Linked DNA regions of Homo sapiens: region 1 is linked to region 2. A link is a loop called in an ENCODE intact Hi-C map of the cell type or tissue named here. Cell type or tissue: HCT116. All regions are shown on one strand. Each heading gives the region's core, and the rest is flanking DNA. Links, peaks and the distances in the headings are about the cores only. Region 1 has its middle 100 kb from the start of EGLN3. Region 2 overlaps AKAP6 (A-kinase anchoring protein 6).

Region 1 (2,821 bases), core at 176-2,675, 1.3 Mb before region 2:
GCCAGGATGGTCTCAATCTCCTGACCTCATGATCCGCCTGCCTTGGCCTCCCAAAGTGCTGGGATTACAGGTGTGAGCCACCGTGCCCGGCCGGGCAATTTCTTAATGTCTGGGATAGCTCTTGGGTGATGTAATAGCACAATAGAAATATATGGGCTAACAAATGCAGCCTGTATGGTTTAATGGCTTAGAAGTCAGGCTCCTGGCCGGGCGTGGTGGCTCAAGCCTGTAATCCCAGCACTTTGGGAGGCCGAGGCAGGCGGTTCACCTGAGGTTGGGAGTTCGAGACCAGCCTGACCAACAGGGAGAAACCCCATCTCTGCTAAAAATACAAAATTAGCTGGACGTGGTGGCACATGCCTGTAATCCCAGCTACTCGGGAGGCTGAGGCAGGAGAATCACTTGGACCCGGGAGGCGGAGGTTGCCGTGAGCCGAGATCCTGCCATTGCACTCCAGTCTGGGCAACAAGAGCAAAACTCCATCGCAAAAAAAAAAAAAAAAAAAAAAAAAAAGGCTCCTGAGTCAGCCTGAATTCATTTTCCAATCTCACTCCTTATTGGCTATAATCACCTTGGACAAGTTACTTAATTTTTCTTAATCTCAGATTCTTCATATGTAGATGGGGATAATAATAGTTACCTCAAAGGACTGTTGTAAGCATTAAATGAATTAATAGGCCAGGCATGGTGGTGTGCACCTGTATTCCTAGCTACTTCGGATGCTGAGGTGGGAGCATCGCTTGAGCCCAGGAGATGGAGGCTGCAGTGAGCTCTGATTGCACCACTGCGCTCCAGCCTGGGTGACAGAGGGAGACCCTGTCTCTAAAAAAGTAAAAATTAAAATAATAATACATAGAAATCATGTAGCAGAGTCCTCAAAATGCAGCAAGTATATTTTCCATAAACAGAGTGGTAAGTATTGTGATTGTCAGCACCAGGTGTGGACTCAGGGGTAGGGTGTAGGACTCAACCTGGGGTGGAGGAAGATTTGCAAGGTTTGTCTCAGCCTCTAAGGCTTGTTTGTATAATAGAAAAACTCAAGAGCAATGACTCCAGTCCAAGCTCTGGTCTCATTCTGGTGTTCCTGTGTGGCTGAATTCCTGAATCCCATGTCTGAAGGTGTCCCTGCTGGGCAGGCAAGGGAGCTCAGTGGGGCCCTCTAGTGATGACTTCCTCCCATGCCCTGAGGCACAGCCTTGCTCAGAGGCCTCCCAAGGGTTCCCACATCCTTGGGGATTTTCTATTAGTGAGGAGCAGAGCAAAGCTAGCAAACAGGAGAGCAGCCCTGCTGGCACCGTGGCTCCCTCTGTGGCGGCTTTGAGGTCATTCATGCAAAAGGCACTGTTAGGAAACCCAGATCAGCTGCGAAGGAGCATTTCAGGTGAAAAAACAAAAATGCTTCTTAGTGGTTGACTTAGGGTTCTGAATCTATAGATACTAGATTTGGAAACTTTATCCAAATGGAGCAATTACCAGAGTGTCCGTTTCCTAGGGAGCATTCACTTTTCATCCAAGGAGTAGAACAGCAGCCTTGTTTCCTGCTGTTCCTGTAGGACAATGGAGTCCCAGGATTCAGTGTCCTGATGCTGTCTGGGAGGCTGTGGATGTAAAAAGGAACCAACGTTCTGCTCCACGAGCAGAGAGCAGACGAGAAGCAGAGCATTTGTTCCTTGCCCATCTCAACCTAATGAGGACACGGAGAGATTCTGATTGCTTTTCCATAATTATGTAGGCCTGTCAGAACCACAGCAGCTGGACAGACTTGATCCCTAACTGTGAGGGTGGAGAGTCACTTTCTACTTGGTTCCCAGCTTTGGCCTCATTCTTCTCCCCACAGCTGCAGTCACTTGACTACCTGCTTTCATGACCTCCTGTCTGGTTCTTCCTTCTTTATTTCATTTTGAATATAGCAATGTAAAGATAGCTTATATGCTATCTCCAATAAAGGATACAGATATTGCAAAAACAGCATACAGAAAGGCCTAATGGAAACTGGAGGTACAAATGATAGTAAATCATGAAGTGCACAGGTTCTGGAGGTGGGGGGGACTAGATTTCACTTCTATACCTCTCTGTTTCTACCTGTATGAACTGGGAAGGTTCTATTGTCTTAAGTTTGATGTCCCATCTGTGAAATGGAGAGTGTAATTGTACTAGTCAGAGTTCTTTGTTGCAAGCAATGGAAACCAACTCTGATTTAAGTTAAAAATAAGGAACAGGAGGAGAACTAACAAGACATTGAAATAGCTATTTCGCAGATTTGTTGTAAGGATGAAATTAGATAAAAATCATTCAGCACAATATGTGGCATGTCGACAGTGTTAGATATGTTAGCTATTATTGCATCATCATCATTTATTATGATGATGAGCTCTGTCCTAACTTTCTTACCTGTAGCTTTGGCTCGATAGAAAGTCAATGCTGGTGTTGATGCTATACAGTCTTTTGATTTTTGAGAATGGGTTTCCAAAACATATGGTCGGCGAGCAGTCTCTGGTCCAACCAGCTATTGTCAAAAGGCATAGGGTCACATGGCATAAACCTGGACTATAGCTTTTTTTAAAACAAAAATTTAAAATATATATATTTAGGGGGCACAAGTGCAGATTTCTTAACATGCTTGTATTGTGGAGCGGTGAGGTCGGGGCTCTTAGTGAACCCATCATCTGAATAGTGAAGGTCGAACCCAACAGGTAATTTTTCAACTTTCACCCCCCTCCTACCCTCCCACCTTTTGGAGTCTCCGATGTCTATTATTCCATTCTGTACATCCATGTATACTCATTACTTAGCTTTCACTTATATGTGAGGACATGTAGTA
Region 2 (2,821 bases), core at 95-2,594:
CACAGGGATGAGTGTAATGACAGTTGTATTAATTATATGCTGAAAAACCCACATAGCAGCAAAAATGATGGAGATCATCATTTTAAATATTTTATTAAAATAACCCAGTGTAGAACAGATAATGTAGACCCTCTTGATAATGAGAGGTTCATTAATTTTACAAGAATTCTAGAAAGCTTAGAATGGTCATCAAAATCATCTCTTTCATTTATTTGTTTTTAAGAAAGGGAAAACCTTCAGTTGCTGCTTTAGAGAACAAGGGTCTAATAAAATTTTCTAAGGTATTTTTAAATAATTACTTATCCTTCCAGGAAAAGCTTTGAAAAGGTAGCTTGAAACAGAGATGATTTAGGTTTCATAGTATTACTTGAAATGCCTGTAAATTTTCATCTTCTGTGACCCATTAAAATTTGGTTTCATTGACATATAGTAACCTTTGATAAATAAAATTGATATTTCTCATAAACAAACAAGCAGTACATTAAAATCCTTTGATTATTGACAGCAAGAACAACACAATCTTGCCTACCAAGTGTGTCTCCAGATACAGTTTAAGGTCATCCATCTCTGCTTTAGGGGGAGTCCAATTTTCTGTAGTTTCCATGGCTTCATTTAACCATTGAATGAATTCATCCAGTTTGTTTACAAACCCCTTGTGAAAGGAAAGAAAAGGGGAAAAAAAGGGGCAAGAAAGGCATGTTAGTTGGTTATTCTGTAAAAAGCCAATATTAAAAGTTCCAAATTTTATCCATGATCAAATCGATCCCACCGCACTCCTATCCTAGTTTCATCTTTGCTGTAATGGAATTTCCACTATTCCTGGACCTGAACTCTTACCAAAATGGGAAAGAAACTGTCAATGCTTCCCTCTCAGTTTTTCTCTAGAATCACTTTTCTGAGGAATTTGGATTGGATTGTGGGGTGTCACTGTATGGGTGACCTCAAAACATCAAAACATTTCTGGTGTCTGACAAGCATCCCCCTGCCAAAAAATCAGGTCAGGTCTGCTAGGAACACTCGTTGGCTTTGGGGGATTGCCAAATCCTTTACAGGGATTGGCATTCCTGTAAAGATGTTGTTCTTCACCCAGAAGCCTGTGGAGTTTAGTTGCCATAGCTGAACTAGAAATATATTTCAAAATTACATAAGTATTTACAGGTCCTTGGACGAGTTCTGTCCACAGCCCAAATGTCTGTGTCTGAGCCTGTGTGCTACAAAGGAAGGAAGCGTAGAAAGTGGGACCAATGAACAAACATAAATACTTGACTTCGGGTATGTACAGACATAAAGATATATTCTTGGCTAGGAAGCACAAATCACAATAACCTTGCAATTTTTCAAATAGTGGTTATAAAATTTTATTGGCCATTTAGAAGTATACATCTGTAGAAACAGAAAATATTTTGAAAATATGAAAGCCCAACTGCAAACCTAAGTGAAAGAAATGGGGCTGGGCTCCTGCTTTCCGTGTCTGGGTAAACAGCACCACCTGGAGGTCATAAGGAGCAAGGGCAGGCTTCCACACATAACTAGGAATGGGTTGAGATGCCGTTTCCCTATTAAACTTAACCCATTCTTCAGATGTGCCTTTCAAATAATCTTGATTAATATTTTTAATGCTTAACTGAGGATGTCCTGACACTGAAGTGGAAAGAGGTAAAAGTAAATATTTTTTATAATGTTTATCACAAGCTAGGTTTTGCCATTAGGGTTTTTCCTAGATAATATTTTAAGATTCATAAACCTTTAATTCAAGCAATTAGATTACCTCAAAAAAAATCATGAGAAAAAGAGAAAATGGAATTGTGGAGAGTGGTAAGTAAAAAAACAAATAACACTCAGGAACACAAATTGTTTATTAGAGGGGGACAAAGCAGAGATGTGGGCACAGAGTCCCATAGAGTCAGATCATACCATACTGCCATGCTCTGGTGTGTTGCCAACCTGTTTAGATAGAGCTCAGTCTATCATCCCACATAGTGGTACATCATATGGTTTCCCATATTCATACATGTTTCCAAAAGCTTTTCCTATTGAAAATCTCTCTATTGTACCAAGTCTCCAAGGAGAGTCACACCCAGGGATACATATCACAACCAGATTTCACAAATGCAAGATTTCTCATTTATATTCTTTCAAAAATCTATCCCAATTGGTTAGATTTGATAAAACTAATGAGAAATATCATCTTAGAGACATCATAATCACAAACTGAGACCTACACAATTGCAATTGGCTGAGCTGGGAACTATATGGTAGTTTAACATTCCTCCAGTCCTAGACTCCAACCCTAAACTGATTGACAACATCATTGAGGTTTCTGTTGGTCATCACTCAGAAGATTTTCTTCCAGGTGAGGTGAAAATATGTCCAACAGAGAAGGTTTCAGAAATTTCATACAATGTATTCCCTTACTAAGTGAATTTTCTGGTGATCTACCAAACTCAGCCTTTTTTTCTAATTTTCTCATATTGCAACTCTTTCCAAATGCCAAGAATCCATGCAAGATCATTCATTTTGCCCCTTCTCCTATCTTCAGGGTATCAGTTTGTCTGTTCTTTCGCCTTTCCTGCATTTGCATAAATTTGAGAGTTGCTTTGCTTTTCATTTCCTCCCAAATACTTGACTCTTTTAATATCGAAGTTACACTTACTCAAGCTCAGTCTTCTCAGTAGAGTGTCCCATGTGTTCAAAATGTTATTTCCTAAACTCCTTTATCTGGTAGACTACCTAGGGATCAGAATATTTCACAGGTTCATATCTGACTTGATGTTTACCATAGATCCCTTCAGATGTGTACAGTAAATCTGTGAGCAGAAAT

The links. Hi-C counts contacts between places; a loop is a spot of excess contacts. Peaks named below come from ENCODE experiments on the same cell type or tissue, not always from the same donor. Only the 100,000 strongest peaks of a DNase experiment are listed, where the experiment ranks them.
Region 1: it touches region 2 in a loop (4-fold over the local background); 5 of 110 quality-filtered maps call a loop at or near these places.

Annotation. Positions count from the first base shown.
Region 1 is chr14:33,847,732-33,850,552 of GRCh38, reverse strand. No RefSeq gene overlaps it. Among named protein-coding and RNA genes, the nearest start is that of EGLN3, 100 kb to the left of the region's middle. In HCT116, for the core only: a CTCF peak has its summit at 1,197 (motif pointing left); a DNase peak (open chromatin) is centred at 1,222.
Region 2 is chr14:32,574,951-32,577,771 of GRCh38, reverse strand. It overlaps AKAP6 (A-kinase anchoring protein 6), which reads right to left. Exons shown (of 14, transcript NM_004274.5): 5 at 530-652. Among named protein-coding and RNA genes, the nearest start is that of AKAP6, 250 kb to the right of the region's middle. In HCT116, for the core only: a CTCF peak has its summit at 1,491 (motif pointing left); a DNase peak (open chromatin) is centred at 1,491; H3K27me3 peaks cover 905 bases.